Linked DNA regions of Homo sapiens: all the other regions are linked to region 1. The links are chromatin loops, found by intact Hi-C in ENCODE. Cell type or tissue: prostate gland. All regions are shown on one strand.

Region 1 (4,000 bases):
TGTTGCAGTTGCTCAACTCTGCCCTTGTTGTGCGAAAGCAGTGGTAGAGGATACTTAAATAAACGAGTGTGGCTGTGTTCCAATAAAGGTTTATTTACAAACATAGGTATAGGTCTGACTTGGCCCACAATCTGTAGTTTCCTGAACCCAGTTTTATACCATTGAAGTTATGACAATTTCTGTTTGATGGTCACTAACAGGCTATTGGGTCTTAGAAAGTCAAAGCTACCATCTAGCCTGGTGGTAAGGTGAGCTGTTGCATCACAGTCCCCATGACTTGGCTTCTTTCCAGACCTGGGTATGCTCAGATCTCCAGCAGCCAGGAGAGTGGGCCTGGCTCCCACAGTACTCCAGTTTCCAAAAGGAATCACACATTCCCTTCCTGTGCAGATAAAAGAACAATTGGACCATGAGAGAACTTACTGGAAAGTAATGCAGGATCACCAGGAAGGAACAGGAATTCACTCCTCGGTCACAGTCTTCATAGTCTGATTGGGAGTCAATCAGGTCTAAAAAGGTCAGTGAGAATGTATGTCTGACTTTGGCAGGCTTCCAGCGCCTTACAGTCATGGAATAGTTTGTTGGGTTGTAGTTTTTTCCAGAGCCTATTCAGAGCTTCCTTTGGCTGCTCTATCCATGTCGGCTTCCTCACACCGCCACCCCACCACTATTTTCCCCTCACTTATTGTCTGTCAATGCAAAGCTATTGTTCCCGTTAACTAAAATCACCAATAAACAAATATTTTTTTTCTCTCCATTTCATCTTCCATAAAACTTGACTTTCAGGTCCTTTCCCCTGTACCCTCGTCTCTGGGAGCTGGTCCCAGGTCTCAGGCCCTAGAAAGCAAACATCTTCCATAAAAGGTCAGTGCAGAGAGTTTAGGTGAAACCTTATGCTGATGCAAATGGGCTAGATGATTGCTCTGGTGATTGTGTAGATTAATGTGTGTACATGTGTGTGTGTACGTGTGTGTCTGTGTGTCTGATTCTGACCTTTAAATTAGGCTTCTTCCCTGGGCCCCTGCTGAAGGAATTTCTTTCAGCAGCCTGGGTGCCATTGGTTAGCCTCCAGGTAGACATTATCTCTTCATTGTTGTCAAGTCTTCATTCTGTCCCTCCCATTTTTCACCATGTGAATCCACCTTATGATCTGTTTCAAAGTTGAACAAGATGAGAACTTTCAAAGGCTGGATGAAGAATGGAATTTTCAATGAATTTAATGACCTAATTCTCAAAAAGGTACATACAAAAAAAAAAAATTAAAAAGATATCTGCAGTTACTTGTTCTTTTTTTTTTTTTTTTGCCCTGATTGCATCATCTCTAAAGTTGCCTTTCTTGATGATCAACTGGCGAGATCTGTAAAGGGGCATAAGTTGCTAATGGGTCCTTGGAGTTGAAGTGATTTAGGGAAAAAAAATCCTACATTATTATTATTTTCCCCAAGTAGCACTCTGATGCCTGGGGAGAGGGATGCTGGTAGCTGTGTGAGAAGCGGCAGAAATGAGGAAGGAAGGAAGGAAGGAAGGAAGGAAGGAAGGAAGGAAGGAGGGAGGGAATATTTGATTATTTCTTCATAAACAACCAATTCCTTTAGCACCTGCTATGGTTCCTGCCGCTGTGAGAGGAATATCAATGGCTTCAATATTCCATTGTTTGTGACTGAGAAGCATTTGCCTGCTGTACTGGGCTGCTTAGTTTTTTCAGACTGGCCACAAGGCAGAAAATGTGGCAGATATATAAAAGGAAAATGTTGGCCAACATGCCCTACATCAGGTGAGTTTTCTGTCTAAAGCCCATTTTGGAGTTACTGCCTCTCCCCTTTTTGTTTCTTCACAGCCTTTTGTTGATTTTTAGTTACATTTCTTTCCCCTGATGAGTGGCATACCCTTAAGTGTGCAGGTTCTACTGTTCTGCTCACATTAACACTTCTGTTAGTTTTTTTGTAATAGCCTACTTTGTTTTGATAAAATCATTACTTTCTTCAGCAACACTAATGCAAAGGAATGATTCATGAATACAAATGAAAGAAACAGCTCACAAAACAGGAGAAAAGGTGAGGAAAGAGAAGTTATGTTGGGTACTTGAAGTAGATCATTACCACCAGGTGGCGCTATTAAAACACCTCATTTTAAAATCCTAAACAGGGTTGCAAATAAGGAAAATGCAAAATTAGAGTCCTTCACAGAGAAAATACTTTTTATCAAAGAGAGACAGAGTGTGCGTGTGTGTGTGTATGTGTGTGTGTGTTTAGAACATAATTGTTTTAGGAAGAAGTAAATATTATGGGAAGTGGTGATACTTTTTAGAAAGGTGGCTCACAATTGATATTCTTGTAAGTTAAATACTAAAGCTTTTGAATATAAATATATTTAATTCCAGCTAGACCTTTTCTAGAATCTTCTGAAGCATGACATTGTAGACATCAGAAAGATGGTTTACTTTTACCATTCCACAACCCACTTTCATTCTACATAGAGAGCTTGCACAGTGGGGGCATTTATGTGAAAACAATTAGTACCCCATTAGGGGAAACATGAAGCCTGCAGGTCTGAGATGTTCTTGACTGCTTTGGGAACTTGGCATGTAGAAAGCTGGTAAATTAATACTCCGTGGAAGAGGATTCTTTACTTTAAAACATGTTGTCTATTATGTGACTCCGTGCTGCTGGTACCATTGTTATTTAAAGTAGACATTTTCATGTTTGTGCATTCTGTATGTGCATAGGGTATCCATTTACTGACAGAGAGATGAAAAGCTGATAATTCACATGTTTGTACATCAAAGATAGGGTGTTGATATAATGGTCCAGATAATCTTACACTTGAAGAAAGGCCAGGAGTAGAAAGTGATCTAACACAAAAAAGCATTAACGCCCTGAATTTTACATTGATTCTCCCTTATTTCAGCCCCAGAGCAACTCTCTGAATCAGATGATGCTGATAACTCCATTCTTAAGGCGAGGCTCCAGGAAGTTAAATAAGTTGTCAGTTGTCACAAAGCCACACTATATGACAGAATCAGGAGTTAAGCTCAGAAATTATTCCAGGGAGAAAAAATGCAATAAAATGAAAGGGAAAAGGCCTACGTTGTTTTGCAGTTTGTATTTAGATAAAATACTGTGGATAGCTTTGAAAGAAAGTGGAAAGAGACATACATATATATATTCATTCTACTTTTCTTATGTAATTTTTATCAATTCTATCTCAGCATACTATAACATATTCCATCATCCACAAAGCAGGAAGCCTGGGAAGACTGCTGGGTTTTTCTATACCTGGGGAAGAAAATACAAGTTGCTCATGAAAGTTGTAGCTGTGATAGCTCCCACATAATTCACACTACAGAGGCATTGACCCAGCTGGAAATGCAATGCATTATATAGAAATCAGCTGGTCCCTGCCTGGAAGAATATATGTTAATGGGAATATGTGACTCCAAGGAGAGTGCCTGGTATATACTAGACATTCAACATGTTGGCAGGATCTGAGCCTACAGCAATATAAAACCGACAACTTTATATTGTTTTGAAGTATCTGATGAACTCTTTATTTCTTGTTTCTAATTGAATTGTATTTAGATAGCGGTTTTTAGCCAAATTTTGCAGAGACGCTTCTGTATCCACCTGGGAAGTTATATGGGGGAAAGATTGTGTATAGGGGGCAGTGGTGTGTGTGGTGGGGGAGTGGGCTTCGCCATCCACCCTAGCTTATGTTAGAGCAGGTGGGCTATTTCTAATACATGCGACATTTCTAATACTGTGCTTGCATATTTTGAGTACTTAATTTTGATGTCAAGTCCTATAATACATCAGGGATTTAAGTGATTTATTTGAAACAATTCGTCACTTAAAAGATTATACTTAAAAGATTCAGATCCTTTATGATTTTTTAAAAATGATAAAAGATCCCCTGTGTTCTATGGTTATCAGAATTGAAGGTGATACAATATCTGAAAAGAAAAGAAATCATTATACGTCTCAGAGAGAAGTGTCACAAAGGA
Region 2 (4,000 bases), 1.0 Mb after region 1:
TTGGCCTTGATAGACTTAGACATATAATAGAAGCTATGATAAGTGAGTTAGTTTTCCATGTTTGTTTACTGAAGTTTATATTACCCTTTATGTCACCAAAACATGCCCGTTTGCAGTCATTGCCAATGTAGTCATGCAAAATCACTTGAGTGAAATAGACTTTGGGGATCTAATCTCAGGACCTAACCACCATTTATAAAGCTTTTTTGGGGAAAATGTGTTCTGGATTTCGCACAGCCAGCTTACAAATGAGCTTTGGAAACACAATCCACATGTAAGTTGGAGACTTCCTATTATTAGCATTCAGCCCTGCGAGGAGAGCCCTTGCTTTGTTAGCAGGCCTATGTGTCCTCAGCCCTAAGTTCCTAAAACCAGCACTACTTGAGGAGCTTGAATTGGTGCTCTTGGAGTTCTTTAGATTAGTTATGAGACTTCAGAACCTGCTTACCAGCAGTACTGAGCTCAAGAGGAAGCCTAATTCATATCCTTCAGAAGATAATTTTAAGAGAGTGTGTATGTTTTCGTTTTGTGAACAAAGGAAAGTTAATCTGGTGCTCCGTGTCTGTTTTGTAATTCCCCAAGGGAGAAGGAAAGGGAGGGAAATGATTGATTTCCAGATAGGATAAAAACCAGTCAGCACACAATGGGTTACTGCCACCGCTTTCTGATAAGGATCCTACTTCAACTATCTGAAGAGATTCTTCAAGGTGGAGGATACAGTGGTTATATTAGTTACTCTCACCCTTGTTATTATGGAAGGTAAAATTCCTGGATCCTAGATTTAATTTTAAAATAGTAATTTAATAATGTCTGGTGGAAACCTCTTAAAAAAAACACTTTGCAGCACATCTCTGGTAGCCCTGTGCTTGAGATGACTTTTAGGCTGCCAGTTCAGAAGATGGAAGATATAAACTGTGTTGATGAGTTGGTTTTTCAGTGGACCCTGTTAGGTTCCTTTTTTAAAAAAATAATAATTTTTATAATGAGTATGTCTTCGTGAGCCCTCACAACCCTTGAAGTTTTTACTTGTTTGGCAGAACTAAGGGCACTGAACGTTTGTAAGCCGTTCACTAACACTTACAGGAAGGGCATAAAAGGGTGCTCAAGTCAGTCTGTAGGTGGTGGGGGCGGGGTGGAAAGAGGGGATTCCTGTAGGCCTGGATGAATCAGCCACTGATTTCTGATGGTAGCCCCAGCTGCAAAAAAGTAGGAAGCTTTTTTTATGGACAGAACTACAACTCCTTTCTTTCAAGTTTTTCAGCCTTTTCACACTTTTCCATTCTTCAGACTTTGCAAGTTTTTAAACAAAATGTTTGTATTTCCCCAAAGGAAATCACACAGTTGACTGCATTATGAGAGGGAAAGGAGCAAACTCTGTCTCATCTGAGGAGGGGCTCAGATCAGGAGTTGTGTAGGGCCCTCACCCGGTTGGGGGTGGTGGAGCCTTGGCTGTGTGCAGGAGTGACTGTTCTTGGAGATGTTCTGGTTGGATCATGAGTTTGGGCTTGGAAAGCACTGCCTCAAGTTCATCAGCAGGAATGAGGTAGAATTCACTACTTGCTGTCTTAAGACCTTTCTGTCTGCCAAGTGTTTGAGCAATCCCTCACATCTCCCCCTTGAACTAAAGAGCAACAACTGGTCAAGAGCCCAGCAGGGATGAAAAAGGTTGGCCCCTTGCATCCTTCATCTGCTGTTTAGACTAAGGGCCGCATTGTAGACCACTCTCGGCCATGCTGTCCTGAACCCGAGGATCAGCAGAATTACAGGCCCAATTTCAGGCAGACGTGAGCTTGCATCTGATGACAGGCAAGTACCTACATGTGTCTTTCATTACTCCGCTGCCTTAGGAGATGCTGTTTAAGTTGGCAGATATGCTTATTTGAAAGCAAAGCTTGTTGCTGGTGAGATTACTGAATTTACAAAAAAAAAAAAGTGGGGGGATCAGATGCCAAGGGAGAGGGAAGGGAGTGTGTAGCATTTAAAAGTGTGGTGAAGCCATCAAGTTAACAAGAAAAAGTAGAATAAAATGTGGTTCCAATTTGTTGTACTGGGCTCAAGATGATAATATTGCAATAGTAAACTGTAGGGATGTGTGCGTGCAAATGTGATTACATGTGTGCTTGCTTTCTGAATTTCAAAATTGTAGAAGTTATTAGAAGTTCTAATTTTAGTTCCCAATTTAATTTACTCTGATAGTAAATTAGTAATTTTCAAGGGATTTACTGATAATCAGAACAAAGATTTGCAATTTCTAGGACAGATCCCCAATTTTGGGGGTGGGAAGGAGCTACTTTGTATTTCCCTGAAACCTTGAGTTACTGGGGCCGAACATGTAGGGCAGATATTGAATGACCAATCCTAATGCTCTTAGCAACTTTGCTAAGTAAAACCCCGCTGCCATCCAGTGGCAATTGGCTATACGGCATGGTAGCTGTAAAATATGCCCTTTTCTGCCTTTTCTCCCTCAGATTCCACCTTTCTCAGATGCTCCCAGTTTTTTTTCCCAGATGGCACCTGACACAGTACTTGACAGGAAAAATTGACTTTATGTCTGGCTTAGGTAATTCAGGGCAAGTGTGCATTTATTTACCTTGTCTCTTCTCCTAGCAATACTAATTTTTATCTACGTTGCATTTTTATTTTCTCCCCAGATTTGTCATAACACACATACTTTTTCCTTGAATATTTTTGTTACCTTAGCTAAAGAATTAATGCATTGTGGTATTTCTGCTTGTCATAGTTTTACTTTAGAGTAGATTTCGCTTATATCTTTGTATTTATGCTTTGAGCTGTGGTTTACCAATTTCCTAGCATGTTTCATGACACTTATCCTACATTTCAGACAAGGATTTATGTGTCCCATAGGATTCAAGCTGGACTTGGAGAAAGAGCCAGCTAGCAAATGGAATTATTCTGACTTGTGAAAGGTTCCAGCCTTTTAAAACTAGGCTCTGAGAAATAAAAAAACAAATATTCTTGGGAAGAAACTGGGTTTGTGAGTACTTGGCTAGAAATTTTAGGAAAGGAAAGAACATTTCCTCTGGCCTCGGGAGCACATTCAATGTGAAATATTGCTGCCTTTAAAAGAGCCAAACTTAAATTTCTATTTGGATCATTTACTTGACTTAAAAATAAAGGGATCTATTTTTTTTTAAGGTTCAGAACCCTATTTTAAATAAAATGACATTCTAGTAAGTCAGGCAAGATGCCCCCAACATGAGCTATTAATTAAAAACAGCCGGAACTTCTGGAGGTGTTAGCAAGTATCTACTATGAGCTTGGGGATTGGCGAAATCTGGTACAAGTTAGTTCCAGCTGCGCACATTTGCCTTATTACAGTTCTTTATGATAAATTAAATGCATGCTTCATACATCCTTTGGTGTAGTCATATTCTCTCAGCACTTGACTAAGCAGGTGGAAAGCTTATTTAGTCATAGGATGACTGAAAACAATGAACTATAAACCCATGTATATCCACTCCAAGAAAAGAGCTAATAAATGTCATGTTTTTTATTTTCCCGTGGACCCCCTTTTTTTTTTTTTTTTTGTATTTTATAACCTTTCCAGAATCTTGAGTGATTTTTAAATGTTTGCCCTTTGGTCATAAATGCAGCAAGTAAATGTGAGTCTGCACACTCGAATGTTGTATAAATCAGTTGACCAGTCAGTGTTGGAGCAAACTTCTCAGGATTGCTCTGTGAACTCCCTGTTCTCTGGCAGTTGCCAAATACAAAGATAAACCAGGAGAGACTTATTCCCAAGAAAAGAATGATTCTGCATCCTTAACTTACATATAAACTGTTGAGATGTTTCATTGTTTTGTATGGTCAAGCCCCTTCTCTTGTTCTCTCTCTTCATCAATTAGTATGGAAAATTGGAAGTTTACTGAAAAGAGTTTCGAATCATGGGATTTTAGATTTGAAAAGGACCAGAGGGATCATCTACTCTTCCAACAAATAAAAAATAAAACCCCCAAAGGAATGAATGATCCATGGCTGG
Region 3 (4,000 bases), 450 kb after region 1:
TTTTTCTCCATAACATTTTCAGCCATCTGACATTCTACTGAATCCACTTATTTACTTGTCTAATGTCCATCTCTTCTTAGTACAAGTGAAGTCTATGAAGGTAGAAACATTTGTCAAGTGTTTCAGAGCTGTAACCCTGGAGCTAGAGTGAAAGCTAGCACATAATATGTGCTCAATGAATCTTTGCTGAATGAATGAAAAAATAATTTAATAATAGCATTTGAATCAAGAGCTATTGACATAGGTAGGATAAGAAAAGGATTGTATCTCTGAATTCTCATCATCAAATCTCTTCCACCGAGCGAAGAATTTAAAACCTAGACACAGATGGCCTCAGGAAGATTTTCAGATTTTCTTTTATTGACCAAGACCTTTTGCCCCCATTCACCCACCATTCATCATCTAGATGCACAAAGAGGAGAAACATGAGGACAGAAATGCCATTTTCCTTTCTCTCTTCTTCTTGTCAAGCTGAACTAATCACAGAATCACAAAGAAATCTGAAATTTTTGTATTTAAAATTAGCCATCTGAGTGTTCTTTCGATGATCCCAATTTTGTTGGCAACATCCAAAGCATCATAGTCAAGCCTTTTTTTGTTCATCAGGCCTGATCAGTGTGTTGATCTTGGCCATGTTAGTGTCATGAAGCTTCTTCACAGCCTTTGGAACTGGTGCATGTTGGTTTTGACATCTAAAATGAACACATATGTATTGTCTTCCCTATTCTTGTCTGATTCAAGTGGAACATGATGGCAGAGTGATCAAGCTTGCTTCTCCTGGTGGTACTTTTCTAAGGACATTTTGCTGCCTTAAAAGCTGCAGAGTCTTGGGCCACCAGAAGTGGAGTAGTGTGAGGATCTTTTGAGTATGGTTGTGGATACTTTTCTGCACTGCCTTTTTGGCCTTCAAAGACTTTGCTTTATCTTGACTTTGGGAGGAGCAGAGGTTTCCTTGTTAACTTTCAGGGACATCTTGGTGAGAAGTTACATTTTTAAATTTAGTTCTTCATCCACAACAGGACTATTAGGATTTATTATGCAGAACCAGTTTTAGAAGACCAAACACAGAGAAGAAAGAGGTAGTTAAAGCGAATTAACAGCAAAACCACCTAAAGGAAGAGTGCGCGTGGGTGAGATGTGAAGCATTTATTCATCAAGAGTTAGAAAAACTGATTTCTTCCTCCAAAGAGCAACAGCAATTTCATAACAACAGAAAAGAACATAGAGTCATAAAACTACAAAACACTACCATTTAGTCTTATATTTTTTCTTTGTCTTCTCAAATGCACTAATTTAGGTATTCCAAAATGGGTGAAAGATACATCTCTTTGTCACTGTTTAAAACTCCACAAAGAGACTCTGAAATCCAAACACTGCATGTTCTCACTCATAAGTGGAAGATGAACAGTGAGAACACATGGTCACAGGGAGGGGAACATCACACACTGGGTCCTGTCGGGGGTTGGGGGGCTAGGGGAGGGAGAGCATTAGGACAAATACCTAATCCAGGTGGGGCTTAAAACCTAGATGATGGGTTCATAGGTGCAGCAAACCACCAGGGCATATGTATACCTATGTAACAAACCTGTACGTTCTGCCCGTGTATCTCAGAGTTTAAATTAAAATAAATAAAAAATTTTCAAAAAATTTATAGTTTAGTGGCCTAAACTCTTTAAATCTGATTTAAGTCTCTCTTGTTTCAATTTAAATTCAATGCCTCTTCTATAGTTCTTGGAGTAAAGAGAGAGACTGCCCTTCTTGGGAAAACAGATTCCTCTGCCCAAGCAGATCTACAACTGGTTAGGGTATGGCTGCACATAGTGTGCTTTATACTGCAGTGCAAAACACTGCGTTCCGTAAACATTTCTAAGAACTATTATAAAGTATTAAGGCTGCTCTGCCAATCAGATTCTAAGTGAGCTGAACACTCCTTACCCTCTCATAACAGAGTACATGTTGCCTGCAGCTCTGGCTGTTAAAAGGACAGAGCAATGTTCCTAAACAGATTGGGTGGTGAGCAGAGGTCCCGTGATTCACCCCTAAATTAGTTTTAACTGACAGGTTTTGGAAGTGAGGCTGGCTAGGGTCTGGCTGCGTGGATACCACGTGCTGCTCTGTCCAGTCCGAATTGCTCAGAAGGAATCTTGAGCTGTGTGATTGGGTAGGGTGGGGGTGGGCAGCTCAAGAATGTGGGGTTAAAAATAGGAGCAATGATTTCCAAAGTCCTTGGCCAGCTGTGTGGAACCTAGTGTCTCATTCAGTACATGTTCCTTGAAGGCAAACTACCAGATCAAGTTTGGAGAGATTGTTGTTTGAGCTGGTTTGTCCTTTGGGTTTTGTACAACTTTGAAAAGAACAAACAAGAAATTGGTGTTTCTCTTTCATACTCAGTCTCATTCCATTCTCTATTTTATTGGATTCCACTGTGTCAGCTGAATAGAAGAAATATACAGCCCTTGTCTCATATTTCCATAAGCACATATTTTACTCATACTACAAAGTAGTAATTATTCTCATAAAATAATGATGTAATATTAATAAAGATGAAATTTTGTGATTGACACCAACAATGGCAAGATAAAGATTATTTATTATTGCTATTATTGAAGTGTTTCGTATTGTACTCTTTGTCCAAGGCTTCATAGATAATTAAAATTCATGGACTGCACAAGTGTCTCATGAAATGTGTTAGATTGTTTTCTGATATGCAAAAATGTCCTGACATGGTTTGTAAATGCGTACTGCACATCTCCAGCCAATTACCATACAAAATGCAACTATTTCTTTTTGTCTATCACTGAAGCCTGAACAGACAGCATTAGACTCAACTGCATAATTCTGGCCTAATTTTCGTGTCTGATACTGTAGTGATGTTGTGAGGCATTGACTTAACAACAGGAGTAAATGTTCTTTTTGAATACATATTTTTTTCTTCAGCCTCTTTGGAAATATGCCTACATGAAGAAGCACTCCTTCGGCCTCTTCAGAAAAATGAGCATGTGTTTACACCCCTTTTGCCCCCACCCTTTGTTTTCTCTTCCTAATTTGTGATGATTTTGATGGGATGAGGGTTTATGCTGGCAAAATTCCAAAGGGTGGACAAATTGGGCTGTACTTTCATTAATGCAAAACTGAAAATATTGCTAAATTATTGTGGCTAATATAATTTGTGTCTGCTCAGGCTTTGTATTAGTTTGCTAGGGCTAGTATAAGAACCACAAACTGGGTGGCTTAAACAACAGAGACTTATTGTGTCACAGTTCTGGAGACTGGAAACCCAAAATCAAGATGTCAGTGGGATTGGTTCCTGCTGAGGGCTGTGCAGGAAAATCTGTTCCAAACCTCTCTCCTGGCAGTTTGCTGGCAATATTTAATGTTCCTCGGCTTTTACATCTCTGCCCTCTCTCTTCATATGACATTTCTCTGTGTGTGTATCTATGTCCACATTTTGCTTTTTCAGAAGGACACCAGTCATACTGGATTAGGGACCCATCTTACTCCAGTATCTTAATTAATTACATCTCTTAATTAATTACATCTGCAATGACTCTATTTCCCATTCTGAGGTACTTGGTCCCATTATGGGATACTTGGGATTAGGATTTCAACATAAGAATTTTGGAAGGACACAATTTAACCCATAACAAGCTTCAAATAAATAATAGACTCTGTAATTCAATGAACATATATTGAATTGTAGGTTCAAAAATAATGAAATAGAGAAACTGATTTTTAAGATTAACATGATATTTGCTTTTCAACTCCCCCAGAGGAGTTAAAAGTGGCTCCCCCAGAAGGACTCTTATATCTTGATTTGCCAAGCAGTAGGAAGAAGAGTTATAACTAATGGAGTGAGCCTCGCTGTTGGCAGAACTTTAGTCCAGCCTTTCCTAGTTCAAGATATAAAAAAGACTTTTTATATAGTGAAGTTTTCAGTGACTTCTATCACTTCTTCCTTCACTGCTTCAATTGCTTCTGGTAAATATACAAGAGCATGTGC
Region 4 (4,000 bases), 400 kb after region 1:
GAAGCCAGAGACCATTATTCTAAGTGAAATATCTCGGGAATCAAAACCAAATACTGCATATTCTCACTCATAAGTGGAAGCTAAGCTGTGGGTATGCAAAAGCATACAGAGTGGTATAATGAACATCAGAGACTCAGAAGGGGTGAGGGATGAAAAACTACTTATTGGGTACAACGCACAGTATTTGGGGTGACAGGTGCACTAAAATCCCAGACTTCACCACTATACGATTCATTCATGTAACTAAAATCCACTTGTACCCCTAAAGCTATTGAAATTAAAAACATTTTTAAAAAAGAATAAATATTCTCAGACTTAAACGGTGAAAGAAAACAAGTGTTGGTGAGGATGTGGAGAAAGAGAACCTTTCTAGACTGTTGGTCAGAATGTAAATTGATACAGCCATCTTAGAAAACAATATGAAGGTTTCTCAAAAAACTGACAATAGAATTATTGTATGATCCAGCAATCCCACTTCTAGACATATATGCAGAAGAAATGAAATTAATATGTCAAAGGGATACCTGCATTCTCATGTTTATTGCAGCACTATTCACAATAGCCAAGGTATTGAAACAACTGACATGCCCATCAAGATGAATGGATAAAGAAAATGTGGTGTGAATATACAATGGAATACTACTCAGTCTTTAAAAAGAAGGAAATCCTGTCACTTGTGACAATACAGATGAATCTAGAGGATACTATGCTAAGTGAAATAAGCCAGGCACAGAAAAGCAAATATCACATGAATTCACTTGTATTAGGAATCTATAAAAGTCAAACTCAGCCAGGTGTGGTGGCTCACGCCTGTAATCCCAGCACTTTGGGAGGCCGAGGTGGGTGGATCACTTGAGGTCAGGAGTTTGAGACCAGCCTGGCCAGCATGGTGAAACCCCATCTCTACTAAAAATGCAAAAATCAGCTGGGCGTGGTGGCAGGCACCTATAATCCCAGCTACTCGGAAGGCTGAGGCAGGAGAATCACTTGAACCCGGGAGGCGGAGGTTGCAGTGAGCCAAGATCACACCACTGCACTCCAGCCTGGGCAACAGTGCGAGACTCAGCCTCAAAAAAAAAAAAAAAAAAAAAAAAAAGTCGAACTCATAGAAGTGGGGAGTAGAATTGTGATTACTGGAAGATGGGGGTTAGAGGATGGACAGGAAAGGAGATATGATTGTCAAAGGGTACAAAGTTCAGTTAGAAAGAATAAATTCTAGTGATCTATTGCACAGTATGCTGACCTTAGTTAATAATAATGTATAGTTCAAAATTGCTAAAAGAGTAGATTTTAAATGTTCTCACCACAAAGTAATAAGTATGTGAGGTAATGGTGATGCTATTTAGCCTAATTTAATCATTACACAATGTATACATGTATCATAATATCACATTGTTTCCCATAAATATATACAGCTGTCATTTGTTAATTAAAGATTAAATTTTAAAAAGTTTCTGTAAATCTTGCTTAAGTACCACAATAATAACCCTCTGAAAGTAGCCTCAGACAAATAAATGTGCAATAAATAGGTATTCTTAAGATGAGTAATGTCATATCCAGGAGTCTTAACTTCTAAACTTAATGCTGATGAGAAATTCCTACAGCATTGCTACTGTGGGGACCAAAAGCAAGCCATGGACAGTTCACCAGGAATTTTATCACTCTCCTGAGCTTAACACTCTCTATTTACTCACAAGCATAATCTGCTTTAAATCCAACTGAGGAAAATTTAGACTTGCCAAATTAAAAAGCCAGCAGAGTGATTATCTCCTAAAGAAAAGGATCATTTGCTGTATCAATACTTTAAATAACAAGGTGCCTTAGTACATTTTAAAGTTGGAAAATATTTATTTCACAGCACCTCTGGATTCCTGAAAATGTGATGTGCCTATATTTTTTTCTTCAGTGCTCTAGCGCAGACCCAGACAATTTCTGAAGCCAGTTAGAAATAAGATGGACAACTAACAGTCTGTGTGATGTAATCTGTGGCTCGTGAGTCCAGAATTAGAGGCCAAAGAAGAAAATAACTGAATCCTTTTTCTAGCACTGATTTGCTGTGAATTGATTTTAAACCGCAAAAATGAATCGTTTTATTTTGCTAACAGGGAAATCATATTACATAGCCTACTCCATGTAAAGTAGTTTCGGTTTCTGCAAAGGAAAAAGAACATGATCGGATTTAGCAAAATGGTGTATTACATAGGGCGAAAATCAGATCATCACAGAATATTAGAGCTTAAATGGTCCTTAGCATTCTCAGTCTAAATCCTTTATATTGTAGATGCTAAAACTATGGTGGGCACTTGAGTGGTGTCTGTCCAGCATTTCTTCTCTTCCCCAGTCAACCTTAAGAGACAAGTCCATTTCCAGGAAAAAAATGACAAAGGGTGATGGTATTACCGGCATTACTAGTGCCAGGCCTTCTAAAGGGACTCCTCTGAAGCTTCTCACTGTATGTCACACTAGATATTAATACATGCAAATTTTTTATATATGGTGGGTGCCAGGAAAAAAATGGTTATCATGTGAATTTAAAGAATGCTCCACGTTTATTATTTTCATCAAATAAAGTAAATTTTTTTTTCTTTTTTGGTTTGTTCTGACTTGTTTTGCTTTGGCCTGGGGTGGGGCAGAACAGAGAAAGGCACTACAAATTATGAAGCATAATCCTGCACTGACAGGCGTACAAATTTAAACACAGCTTTGAGTTTGAATTCATCTATATAATGTCTAAACCATGCAGTTCTTCTTTTGTTCTGTAGATCAACTTAAGAAATAAAAGACAAGGCAGTTTCTGGTTAACGTGTATCCTCCTATTCTGTCCTATACCCTGATCTACGAGGATTTTGAATGAGCTGCAGTGGTATATTATGGCAATGTGTTCTGTCTTGAAAATAAATAAGATATTTCAGTTAAAAATAGATACAGAGATTAGAAGTAGATAAATCTCATTATGTTTGGAATTTGGATTGACTTCATATGAGCATTCTAGGAGTTCTGAAGCTTAATGACAAATTACAGAAATATTTGGGGATTAAAGGACTCATCAAATCCAGGAAAAACATATGGCCTTTAAGGACTTAAAAAACTTACACACACACACACACACACACACACACACGTATATATATATGTGTGTGTGTGTATATATATGTGTATATATATATGTTATATGAATTACTATTTTTAACTTAGGAGAGAAGAATGAGTGACTGAGGCTGTAAGTTTTCCATGTTCATATGTTTTCCACTTCTATGGGAGAAGAGGATGCTATTCTGACCCATGTGGTCTGGAGCAGGCAGATCAAATGTAAGAGCACAGAATAGTTTCTCAATGGCCATACTAAGAACTGGGCTTTCCTGTGGGTACAAAAGAGATAGCCTGGTCTGAGTTCAAATTCTGTTTCATTTTACTTGGTATGTGGCCGACTTGTGCTATTCTTTCTCACAGAGCCTTCATTCCTTCAACTTAAAGGAAGAGAGTAACAGGTGAAGATAGAGTCGCTAGTACAGAGAAAACTTTAAAAACCATGTCTAATTTAAAAAAGCAATTTAAAAACCCTAAAAATGAAAGTAGAAATTTACCTTCATGTTGACATTGTGAAAGGCTTTGTATGTTTCTGAGGAGTCCTGCCTTTTTTGTACTGCTTATGCAAATGGAGTCCTGCTTATGCAAATGGGCCCATTTATTCAGCCCTGGGGCAGTAGTTATTTATGTGCTGTAACACGAGAAGAGGCAGTGGCCCTTAAAAGAGAGAATCATGGGCTTATGGTAAGAACTAGACTTGAGCTCTGACTCCTCCAGGACCTCTGACTTTGGAAAAATCATTAAACTTCCCTGAGTTACGGTTTCTCATCTGTAAAATGATATGATGGAATGAAGTCTGAGTCCTCCCAAAATTCTTATATTGAAGCCTTAACCACAGTGTGATTGTATTTGGGTGTAGAGCCTTTAGGAGGTAATTAGGGTTAGATGAAGTCACAAGGGTGGGCCCCTTACA
Region 5 (4,000 bases), 560 kb after region 1:
CACATATGTGTGTATGCTCATAGATTCCTAGAAATAGTTAAAGAGGGATCTGTAAGACTGGTCTTCTCACTGTGAAACAGGTGGGAGTCTAGAACCAATAGACACATTTGTGTATTAATGTTAAAAGGCGATGGGACAATTTAAAATATATCTGTATATTCATACTTGAACTAAGAATCATTAGATGAATAAAAACCATAGGCCATCCAATACCCCTTTGAAGTCAAAGTGATTTTCTAATCTCAATTTCAGTTTTTCTAATTGGACTTCCTAGAAAGTGATAATGAAAGAAGAAAGACTGACATTTAGAAAGTAGACCACAAGCACAGGATCTGAACTCTCAAAGTTCTGAGTTAGTTATACAGAGATGACCAGAATAGGTTGTATTAGACCATTTTCACACTGCTGATAAAGACATACCCGAGACTGAAAAGAAAAAGAAGTTTAATTGGACTTACAGTTCCACATGGTTGGGGAGGCCTCAGAATCAGGCGGGAGGCAAAAGGTACTTCTTACATGGTGGCAGCAAGAGAAAATGAGAAGGATGCAAAAGCTGAAACCCGATAATCGCAGGAGATCTTGTGACATTTATTCACTATCACAAGAATAACACGGGAAAGACTGGCCCCCATGATTCAATTACCTCCCCCTCAGTCCCTCTCACAACATGTGAGAATTCTGGCAGATAGATACAATTCAAGTTGAGATTTGGGTGGGGACACAGCCAAACCGTATCATAGGTATTTACTTTGCTTCTGATAGAAACTCTTCCAACCCTCCACTCACTCCTGTACTTGTTTTCTGGGCACCAAATCTGAAAGGAATTTAACCTATGAGACTGGCTATTTCTATTGCCCTTGCTTTTAAAGTTGCTTCTCTAGGCATCATTTACCAGTTACCCTTGGTCCCCAGACCTCAGTGAGTATGCTTCCCCTCATAAACAAGCACACACACAGATGGTTATTAGATTAGATTATTAAATTTTTGAGAGCTGAAGTCGGCTTCATTCATCCTAGTGTCAAGTAATGTTTGCGGAATGGATGTATTTATTTCACATTCTACATTATATTTACAAATCCCTTTCATTATCTTTTTTTGACCTTCTCAAATACTGCGTAAGACAAGATGACAAACAAGTATTATTATCCTGGTTTAACAGATGAATAAAATTTGACTCAGAGAGGTTAAGGAACATGCTAAAAGTCTCGCTAGTAGGAAACGGCAGAGCCAGAATTGAATCCAAATTTTTGGTTACAAAATTCTCTGTTTTTCGCCACGGGGTTCAGACACTTGTCACCTACTCAATGAAAATGGCCACCACAATTCACCTAGAAGTAACCTGGGCTGCTCATCACAAACACCATTCAAAGATATTTGCATTTTGTTCTTGACCCCTTACCTTCCTGCTCCTTTCCAAAACAGAACACCACACTGGCCACTAGACAAAACATAACAAAGATAGCTCAGAGCTAAAAATAAGGAGATTTAGGTTTTTCTACAGTGTCTTCATAGCCAGAACTAAAGTACAGGATGTGTCATTACTCCCAGAGGAGCTTACAGTCTAATCTTCTCATTGTGTAGGGACCGAATAAAGCAAACTCCTTTGGCTGCCTCAAATACTGGCCAGGTCAGTGATAGGCTCTCCAGAAATAAATTGTAGTCAAAGTGAGCCACACCAATCTGAGTATGTTTTCTCATCTGTGAATTCATCTGGTCCTAAATTGAACTGAATCAATGAATTTATAAATCATGTCTTACATTTCTTTACTGTTTCCATGTGATGGATAATTTTTTTATGTTACATTGATTGGACTAGAGGGTTCCCAGGTATTTGATTAAAGATTTTTCTTGGTGTGTCTATGATGGTGTTTCTGAGCTGGGAAATAGGTTTTCTCCTGCCTTCGGACTTGGACTCAGACTGAAACCATTGGCTCTTCTGTTTTGCAGGCCTTCAGACTCAGACTGGAACTGCACCGTTGGCTCTCCTGGGTGGGTCTCCAGCTTGCTGACCACAGACCTTGAGACTTCTCAGCCTTTAGAATCATGGAAGCCAATTCCTTATAATAATATATATCCTTTTCCTAGTCTGTGGACTTTTCCCAGCTCCAGACAGACAACCTTCTATAAACTCCAGGATGCTCCATCAATGCCGTCTGGACTCTACAGATTTTGACCCTGAAGTAAAGTAGGAAAGGCTATGAGGACATGTTAAATGTTGTACTACCGCCTGAAGCCTTTTCTTCTTTAAATTTTTCAACAAGAGTTGAATGCACACGTGGAGCTTAATTGGACAACAACTTTTCTCCTCTTCTGTGGGATCCCGTCAGTGCTTTAAGCAATGAGAAGGCAGCTCATTTCCAAGTTTGTGTGGTAAATTTGGGGCAAGTGGGAGAAAAGAAAGAAAGGCTGAGTCTTATAGGGTGTGATTTGGTTCTAGACATGCTTATGTTACTTTTTATAAGATTATCCATTTGACTAGATTTCTTTCCTGCTGACAAAAGAGGCAATTTCTACATATAAAATAAATCTGATTAAAACTCTTTCTCTGTTCCTGTCAAGGTAATAGATGCAGACCCCAGGAACAGAATATATTTGGATTCCTAGTGTGTGCAAATGATTGTTTATGTGATATCTGGTGCCAAGACCCACAGACGGCTCCTGTACTGCCCTGTAAAAATAACGGGAATGGAAAGCTTTTCCTTAGGCATAAAAAGTTAATTTTATTTCTTATTCTCTTTCACAGCGGTAACTATTACTTTGTAATTTTCCTGGTATTTTGTTGGCAGCCAAAAATAACACAAGTAATAGTCCTTGCCTACAATATGCAGCTCCGATTCATTTTGCTTAGCTCAAGTTGCCTCCTATAATAAAGGTGGTGGCACTAGACCTTAAGCATAGGTCTAAACTAGAGCAAATTTCTTAAGCCCGTTTTTAATCAGAAAGGCAGAACAAGTTCAAATCCTTTCCATTCCTTTATCCTAGTAGGGTTTTTAGAACACACCAAATAGCAAGAAATGAATGCAGCTTTAGTAATTAACATTGATAACTCTTCTCAGCCTCCAACTGAGTGAACAGCCTCTTTCAGGCCAGTCAAGAACCATTCTGTATAATCCTATCTGCATGTTATCTTGACAGTGGGAGATAGTGAGTCATAGACAAAGGCCAAGGTGTTGGGCCTGAGCTAACCAAGTGCGTTGAGAATGGAGGCAGTCTCCCAGGATCTGGGACAGGTGTGAGGAGCCACCAGGAGCCAGGGACCATTAAGTGGATGGGTTAGTCAAAGCATTACTTCATAAATCCAGGCGGCCACAGAGGTCTGCGTATTTACAGACACCACTTGTCAAGAGAAGTGGCAGCCTTGAAACCAGAAGGCACAAACACTGAAAAATCAGGTGGTTCAGGCTGCTAATGGTCCTATTAGGCAGTCACGCATCAGAGGACCCATGGTAGACAACAGAGCACCACAAAGGCCCCATGTGGGGCATGGCTTCTATGCTAGAATCCACCTCTATGCAGACAAAGGACTATCATGTGCTTCTTCTCTTAAACAAAGAAATCCATGTGTGGCTTGTCCAGGGCATTCAGATGCAAACAAGCAACTTAGACCACCAAAAAGGGATATGGCATTGGCCAGGGATATGCATTCCTGAAAATGTAAAACATTACTTTGTGCCTCCTTTACTTAAAGCAGTTAGTGAGTAACTAAGTTACGGAGAAGCTTAGAAACTAAAACACTCTGGCTTGCTTTGAATGTGGCCATTTTTACAGGTAAGAAAGCTGGGACCCAGAAAAATGCACTGATTTACCCAAGGAAGCAGAGCTGGGAACAGAATACGAGGCTTCTAATCTACTGATCATTTCACTGTGTCACACTATTTAAGATGTAGAAACAGCTGAATTCATCTTGTCAACTCAGAATCCTTTAGTATCTGTGTCCAGAGGAGGATTTGCCTCCACTCTAAGGGCTTTGGGTTTGTCTGGGAAGGGCTTATTTTTCACT
Region 6 (4,000 bases), 210 kb after region 1:
CATTTGATATAAATTTTGTGAAACAACAATATTATGAGGAGTATTAGCCTGAAGCTGATACAATGTGAGTCTAGCCCTCATTTTGCCACACTGCTATGTGATCTTAAGTAAATGATTTTGTTTTTCTGGACCTTAATTTTCTAATTTTGTAAAATGAGTGGGTAAGAAAGTTTTTCTGTCTCATGCACAATGAAAGATGTAGTCATGTTGAAATGAATAAAATCTGCTGTTTTCTTTTGTAGGCCATCGACACATATGTGGGCCAATTCTATTTCTTAAATTGTTTTGTTGGAGGCTGAAGCAGATATTATCCCATCATCTTTCTCATAAGCCAATCTTTCATTTAACTGTTCAGTCCTTCAGCCACCATACTTAAGTACCTGTTCCATGTCAGCTGCTGAGGAAAAAAATCAGACCTTAGAAGTCCTTAAAAGTCAGATGTGTCAGAAGTAAACTCAGCAAAGTATGTAAGTGTCGTGATGTGAATCTAAGATACAGAAGAAGTTCAAAGAAGGAAGTCATGCAGTCTCTGGGTGCATTGATGGTAAGAGCAGATATGAGAAGAAAAGGGGTATGGGAAAAGGTGATCCTTGAGCTCATATTCATACCAGCTAGTATAGTAATTCTTTCATTTTTACTATTTGTTCCATGGCAGAAGAATCTATTACTGAGAAAAGGGGCTCACTGCTCAATGTGCTAGAAGCCAATACTATGACACTGGGTTTTTGAGTAAACAAATTATTTTTATTGCAGGTTGACCAATAAGGAGACAGGAGTGTATCTCAAATCTGTCTCCCTGTGCTGGCTTTAAGGCTGTATTCTTATTAGAAACAGTTTGGGGAATGAATTCTGAGATTAGTAGGTGATTGACGCAAGGAAAGTCCTCAGGCATGCAGAGTTATCTCTTCATTTTTCTTCATGGGTCACATGTGCAATTTCAGTGGGAGTTAGTTTGAAACATGCTGTGGAAATTTGGTCCCTGACACCAGCAAGTTCATTCTGTGCAGACTCCAGTCAGCCATATTGGTTTTAACGGATTCAGCCAGCATTTTAATCTCACTAGGAGAGAGTTTCAGCATTTCAACAAGTTATATCTTTTCTTATCTGTCATCCTGTGAGGTCAAGAGTTTCTATCAGTCACTGGTTTCTTTAACTCTTCGGGGTATGGCTTCAAATCCACAATGGCCAGGTGGCAGTCTCAACTTCCATCTTAATGGAATCATTGTCAATTCACCTGAAATAATCATCTCTCCCTTGGGAACTAGAACCCCTAAGCCAACAGAACTCAACACTGTAGGAATGAAAAGTAAATATCTGCGTGCTATTATTAGATTTAGTAGTAAAGGGAGACACTCCTACTTCCATTCCTTGATTCTCAAACTGTATTTCCTAGTTTTAGGGGAACTAAGTCTCAGGAAGCCATTACATTGTTCTATGCCAAAGTGAACATCATTGCACTTCTTTTGCTGTGAAATATTACTTGGTTAAAAGCATTTTTTTGTGTGTGAAATATCATAAAAGTGAACACAACATCCCAACCCCACAGTTGGTTGGGATGACAGAAGCATTGTAGGTTGGCAGGGAATATCCATATTCAGAATACATACACCCTTTTTGGAAGGGGTACGATGAAATCAATCCTTCATGATGTGGCTGGCTGGTCTTCCTAGGGAATAGTGTTACATCAGGGCTTTGCTTTTAGCCTCTGCTATTGGAGGATTATGTATTTAGAAGTAGCAGTCACCAGATCAGACTTGGTGAGGAAGAGTCCTTTTGGTGGTTTTAAAATTTGTTCAAAATTCTTTCACTTACTTCCCTTCAAAAGGTAGGGCCAAATTCCCCGCCTTCAATGTGTGATGAACAAAATGATTTGAATCTAATGAATAGAGTGTGGCAGGAATGATGCATTTGACTTCAAAGCCTAGGTCACAAAAGGATGGATTCTGCTGGTTCTCTGGGGATGTAGGAGTGTGCAGAGAAGAAGCCATGTTTTGAGGACACTCAAGCAACCTTTGGAGAGGCCCACATGGGAAGGAACTGAAACCTCCTACCAAAAACCAGCGCTAATTTGCCAGTCATGTGAGTAAGCCACAGTGAAAGAGAGCCTCCAGTGTCGGCCAAATCTTTAGATGCTGCAGTCACATCTGACAATTTAAATGTGACTTCGTGAGAGATCCTGTACCAGAACCACCCAGTTAAACCATTCCCAAATTCCAATAGGAAGAGGTACCCTTGGAATAGATTCTGTATTTTATAATCCAAATTCCCTCTTTATATATCATCCCAGATATTAACAAAAACAAAAAATAGCCCCTTATTCTTTCTTGCTGCCTTATTTTACACTTGTAGTAAGGTTGAATGAACTGTGTTTTTTGCTGTCTTTCTCACATCACATACTGTGTTTTTTGCCCACTTTCTCATACACAAACATATCAGATAAATATTTACACTAAATAAATACATTTTTTGTACATAATGTTTTGCAGATAATATAGGGACCACATTAGAGATTCCCTGCCCTACTTTTCTCATCTCTACTAGGAATCTTAATGAGAGATAAGACATAGAAGTAAAACACATTAATACAATTTTAAATATCAGAGTATGGATTACTATATCAAAAGTTGGATTATGAAATATATATTTATAATTCTAACAATTCAGATTAAAAAATTAACTTCTTTCATTGCATATGTTAATTGGAGAAATATATATAAGTACAAAAAAATTAGGAATCCTAAATAAATTAGAAAACATTCATAATTCCATTACCCACAGTAAATAGTATTAATATGTTATGTCTTATGCTTCTCTCCATATATTTTATTTTTAAACATGGATCATGTAGCAATTACTCTTTTATAATCTCTATTTTACATAGTGTTCATGAACACAATTCTGTCAGTAAATACTCTTATGCTTCATATTTAATAGATATATATTATATACACAAAATTATTTATTGAGTCAATCTATTAGATAGCTATTTAGAGTGTTTCCAATATTTTTACTATTCACAGTGACATAAATAAATATTACATATATTGATAATTATTTTCTTAGGGCAATAGAGTGAAAGAACTTAGAGTAGGTTTACTAGCAATTGCCCTCAAGAAAGGTTTCAATAAAAACCTTTGTCATGAATTGATATTATGAATGCTGCTACAAATTCTTAAGAGGTAAAAGTTCAAGTCCCTTTATCCTGACGATTAACTAGATTAACTTTTTGTTGGTAGGGTTTGGATTTACCTGAGACCATGCAGGTTCATTATGTTTCTTATAGTTAAAAACCTAAGAAAGCTGTTACATGTGTGTAAACACATCAGACCAATCTGGTTCAACTTTTATGTAACAAAATTGTGAGTTGTTTTTCAGTTGCCATGGCCTCCCAGGTTGAAGGTCATATAACATTAGCACTGGTGGAACCTAAGTGCTCACACTAAGGAATGGCGATTTAATTAAGAAGCAGACACTATATGTAGGATCCAAGGTCTAATCAGATTGAGCTCTGGCATCACTTCATCGAAGGATCCAGTCCGAGCAGGTCTCCTGGCATCACAACATCACAAGATCCAATCAGAGCACACTTCATTACCCTCTGACTATAAAACCTGTCCCAACCCTAAGCTTGGGGAAATAGATTTCAGCTTTTCCTCCTGTCTTCTTGCCTGTTGACTTGCAGTAAAGCTTTTCTTTTCTCAAAGCTGATGCCATAGTAGTGCCTTCTATGCACATGGGTTAGTGAGCTCATTGATTGCTCAGTAACATATAAATAGACTAGGAAAAATCCTAGGAGTTGCTGTTTGCAAGATGAAGTTTTGGCAGATGAGACTCTATTTACCATTGTGGATGCCTCTCTACACTGTGCTGTACTGCACTGCAGAGAGTAGCTCACCAGGATTCTGCCCAATATTCTCAGGGAAGGTGTTGTATAAAGCAAAGTTGGTCCCATTAACAATGTCTTAGTGGAAAAGCTGTTGGTTAAAAAGAATGGCAAATC
Region 7 (4,000 bases), 1.2 Mb after region 1:
GAGCAACATACTTTCTCCAAACCTCAGCCTCTCCATCAATATATGGAAGTTGATAATAGTGACTCCTTCATCAAGTTGTGGTAGAGTTTGAATGAAATAATACATGACCAGTGCCCTAGACATACTATGCACTCAGTGGGTATAAATCAACTGTGTAAAACTAGGAAAACATGCCATCACTATGGTGCTTCTATGCTTAGACCAACATGCCTTTGGGGACTGCCTCATTCTTTCTGAAAACTAAGCAAATACTGGGTTTAAAAGGAAGCAGAAGTGTTGTCTCTGCACCCTAGAAATATTGTGTAGGGAGAGGTGGCTAACTCTCCTAAATCCTTCCACCCATGTTTTTAACTGAGCATGCTCTTGGATCACCACTAAAATGCATGGGGGAATTTAGGCTGTAATTTAGTAATGCCACTGTTTATAAAAGTAGAGGAACAATGAGAACACCATGGCATTAGTTTGGAGTAGGTTAAAAATTACTTTTCTGAAGCTTATCTACTAGAATGTTTATCTAAGCTATTTTTCATGGGACGTTTTAAAGACAATACCTTCCTTCAATAGCCATGACCTTGAATTCATTACATGGTGGAATTCTACTGCTTACTCTCTCCTAATTCTGAAAGCCAGCCATATTCTTCAAGTGGGAGACTCATTTGTACAGTGCCAGGTGCTGATCTAGGCACTTCATATGAACTTTCTCCTTTAATCCTCAGTCTGTAAGGTAAATACCGTGATGAGAAATCTGATACTCAGAGTCAAGCAATACAGTGAGGAGACCCAGCTGACACACAAGTGGAGGCAGAATTTAAGCCTTGTCTAGTGGGCTCCAAAGTCGATGGTTCTACTGCAGCATGTTACCACCTACATGTCTATTTCTCAAAACAGCAACAAACAGAAAAACCCTAAGATAACACATCAAACATCCTAGTCATGGTTTTACAGAGTCTGGGTCCATATGCAGTATTTGAACAGATAAACTGGTTTCTAGTATGTTGGCAAGGAAGGGGCAATCTTGCAAGGTGGATAGATCTAATCTGATTGTAAGGTGACTGAAATAACCAGACACCAGCCTCAGGGAGCCTCATTGCCAGTCCAGTTGTTTGCCTAATTTTAACCAGTGAATGAAGTAGATCCAATCCATTGGTTGACACTTAACTGCTGTTGATGGGGCTGAGAGGAAGAAAAACAAGTCCGTCCCCTCTCTTATATACCATCCTGTCCCCCAGTGCAATCTGAGTGCCGTGTAAATTTGGCAAAGGGATGTTTAGACAGCAAAGGTTATCAACAAAATGGTTATGGGCCAAGGGAATTTCACTGAATAACCCTGTGGCTGGGAGTGACACTGGAATTAATTGTCTCCTAGTGTCCTGAAGAGTAGGCTTCCTAGGATGGTCTCCTTTTTTATGGTGGTGGTAATCTTTTTATTATTTTTCACGGTGGGTGATTCATTAAAAGAACAACTAAATGCAATTCAATTTCTAGGCCTTTGTAAGGTTTTTGGGTTTGGTTTTTGTTTTTTAACATGAACCAGAGTTCTTTTTTCCATCTCAGCTCTGTGAAAATGCCAACTGTGTGATTCTGAGCAAGTCGCCTAATCTCACTAGGGCTCAGTTTCTTCTCTGTAAGAGAGGGATCCACTATGTGACCCCTAAGGTCCTTTCTTGCTTTTAAGTCAAACTGATTCAGATGTTATTAACTGACTAGTGCCCTCTACAGGCAACTTCCTCCACCGTGTAAGAATCCAGGAAGAGGATATTTGCAAAATTCTCTTATTATATTTAATGTTGTGACTTAGTGTGCAACATAATATTTTGTTATGTAATGAACCATGCTGTGAAGCAAATAAAAATGTTAGACTTCATCTAGACCTAATTTTACAGATAAAGAATATAAGGACCACCATGGCTGGGAACTTTTCCAGTTCCTTTGGGATAAGGCTGGGGCTTGGTTACAAATCCCTGATATTCAGCTTAATAGTGTCCAGTGGTGACCTTTCTAGTCTTTTATGGTTTTCTTCAAAACTCTCTTTCCTTCACTTCTCAGATAACATTGGAACTCCGCATTTTCTAAATTTTCTATGTACTTACTATCCTTAACAGTTGATGAACTGTGGATTTTTCCACTAGAGTGGGAAATGGCTGTGTAGAAGTTGCCTGGTAATGATGTGAGCACCTCCTGTGAGGGTTACTTTCTTGCAACCTTTCCTGCTACTGATGTGAAGGTCCTTTACTGACATTGCTAGTGGAAAATGTATGCATGCTCAATATCTGATTGATTCACTTTTAGTTCAAGGACTGCAAAAATTTTTAATCCTTCATGCGGAGACCTACTCAGAAGTTGGGACACATTATTCATTTCTAAGGTGGAGGACGTAGAAAAAATGTCCTGGACAGCTTTCAGTGAAAATCTGGGTCTGCTTAAGCCTGCTTTAAAATTTTCTAAAATGAATTCATGTTTTAATTTTTATTATTACAAAAGCAGCATTTGTGCCTTGTCGAAAGTTATAAATTCAGATAAAGAAAAATAAGAAAACGATAGCACCATATTCCTACCACCCATAGATTACCACTGTTAACACCTGTGTGTATATCCTTAAAGCTTTTTCTATGCGTGTATAAATATACATATACATATTTTTACCAAAATGAGATCATGTTGTACATGCTGTTTGTAACCTGCTTTTTTTAGTTAATGATCTCCATCTTTCCTTGCCAATAAATTTTCATCTTATCTAAAACCCAGTCTGTATTCAAATTCCTCCTGCTCGTCCCCAAAAATGTCCTTTCCAGTTGGTTTGTCCAAACCGAACTCAAACCTAGGGCCCTGCATTGCATCTAGTATTATGTCCCTTAAAGCTCTTTAATCTAGCATGGTTTCTTCCCTCCTTTTATTATTTTTTTCATGAAACTCCTTGTTGAAAAAAACAGGGAAGCTTTCTTTTGTTTTTTTCTCTTTCAGATTTTGTTCTTTACATAAACCAGATTTTTTTTTTAAAATTGCCCAACTTTTTGCTGTATCTTCACCTGCAAGAGATACTGCCTTAATGGTATGACAGATGGTCAACTGCTGAAATGTAAAGATTTTCGTCTAAAATGAAATCTGTAAACCTGCTCAAAAGCCTGGAAAACATCTCTATTTTTCTTTAAGTTTCCCCTCTGCCTGTCCCTCCAGCCCAGAACAAAGGATAATCAGTCAAAACTTGTGTCAGGCCCTATGATAAGCTATAGTGGTGAACCAAACAGCCATGGTCCCTGTCCTCATGGAGCTTATAGTCTAGGGAGGGAATCTGACCTTCAGTTAATCATTAACATTAAATGCTTAATTAGGTGATGACAAAGACAAATGCTGAAAAGGCAAAGGATAGAGTATAAGGTGTCCAGGTGTGAGAGGTGGCTCAGGAAATAAAGGGGCCTTGTCTGGTATATTACAGCAGCCTTTTCCAGAGAAATGGCATTGAGATTAGAACTGGTTAAGAAGAGAGGAAGGAGAAGACTGTTTCAGGCAGTGAAACCAGCATTTGCCAAGGTGCTGAGGTTTAGGAGTAGTTTCTAGCATGGCTGGGATAAAGGGGATTAGGGGAAAAATGGAATGAGATAAAGCTGGAAAGGAAGGCATGCAGCAGCTCATTCAGAGCTTATAGGCCATGTGAACAACTTTGGGCTTAATTATGTGGGCAAGGGGGAGCAATGAAGAGCTCTGAGATTTATATTTTACTAAGATCAGGCTGACTATTGTGTAAAGAGTATGTATTAGTTCGTTTTCACACTGCTGATAAAGACATAACAGAGACTGGGTAATTTCCAAAAGAAAGAGGTTTAATTCAACTCACAGTTCCATGTGGGTGGAGAAGCCTCACAATCATGGTGGAAGGCAAGGAGGAGCAAGTCATGGCTTACATGGATGGAGCAGGCAAAGAGAGAGAGCTTGTTCAGTGGAACCCCTCTTTTTAAAACCATCAGATCTCATAAGACTTATTCACTATCACGAGAACAGCACG

What was found. Peaks named below come from ENCODE experiments on the same cell type or tissue, not always from the same donor. Only the 100,000 strongest peaks of a DNase experiment are listed, where the experiment ranks them.
Region 2: a loop joins it to region 1, with 8 times the contacts of the local background. A loop is called at or near these places in 91 of 110 quality-filtered maps.
Region 3: a loop joins it to region 1, with 4 times the contacts of the local background. A loop is called at or near these places in 5 of 110 quality-filtered maps.
Region 4: a loop joins it to region 1, with 5 times the contacts of the local background. A loop is called at or near these places in 10 of 110 quality-filtered maps.
Region 5: a loop joins it to region 1, with 2.9 times the contacts of the local background. A loop is called at or near these places in 12 of 110 quality-filtered maps.
Region 6: a loop joins it to region 1, with 3 times the contacts of the local background. A loop is called at or near these places in 4 of 110 quality-filtered maps.
Region 7: a loop joins it to region 1, with 3 times the contacts of the local background. A loop is called at or near these places in 32 of 110 quality-filtered maps.

What each region holds. Positions count from the first base shown.
Region 1 is chr5:67,244,146-67,248,145 of GRCh38, forward strand. No RefSeq gene overlaps it. Among named protein-coding and RNA genes, the nearest start is that of TILRLS, 22 kb to the right of the region's middle. In prostate gland, a CTCF peak has its summit at 2,095 (motif pointing right); DNase peaks (open chromatin) are centred at 296 and 2,106; H3K27ac peaks cover 878 bases.
Region 2 is chr5:68,250,453-68,254,452 of GRCh38, forward strand. The region is part of intron 2 of PIK3R1 (phosphoinositide-3-kinase regulatory subunit 1); the gene reads left to right. Among named protein-coding and RNA genes, the nearest start is that of PIK3R1, 37 kb to the left of the region's middle. RefSeq lists an enhancer at 1-304. In prostate gland, a CTCF peak has its summit at 2,409 (motif pointing left); DNase peaks (open chromatin) are centred at 1,658 and 2,389; H3K27ac peaks cover 3,774 bases.
Region 3 is chr5:67,692,229-67,696,228 of GRCh38, forward strand. No RefSeq gene overlaps it. Among named protein-coding and RNA genes, the nearest start is that of LINC02242, 47 kb to the left of the region's middle. In prostate gland, no CTCF peak of the experiment used is centred here; a DNase peak (open chromatin) is centred at 2,133; H3K27ac peaks cover 3,040 bases.
Region 4 is chr5:67,640,719-67,644,718 of GRCh38, forward strand. The region is part of intron 1 of LINC02242 (long intergenic non-protein coding RNA 2242); the gene reads right to left. Among named protein-coding and RNA genes, the nearest start is that of LINC02242, 4.1 kb to the right of the region's middle. In prostate gland, no CTCF peak of the experiment used is centred here; no DNase peak of the experiment used is centred here.
Region 5 is chr5:67,802,699-67,806,698 of GRCh38, forward strand. No RefSeq gene overlaps it. Among named protein-coding and RNA genes, the nearest start is that of LINC02997, 11 kb to the left of the region's middle. In prostate gland, no CTCF peak of the experiment used is centred here; no DNase peak of the experiment used is centred here.
Region 6 is chr5:67,455,665-67,459,664 of GRCh38, forward strand. No RefSeq gene overlaps it. Among named protein-coding and RNA genes, the nearest start is that of LINC02242, 190 kb to the right of the region's middle. In prostate gland, no CTCF peak of the experiment used is centred here; no DNase peak of the experiment used is centred here.
Region 7 is chr5:68,458,636-68,462,635 of GRCh38, forward strand. The region is part of intron 3 of LOC105379013 (a long non-coding RNA gene); the gene reads right to left. Among named protein-coding and RNA genes, the nearest start is that of PIK3R1, 240 kb to the left of the region's middle. In prostate gland, a CTCF peak has its summit at 1,730 (motif pointing left); a DNase peak (open chromatin) is centred at 1,686.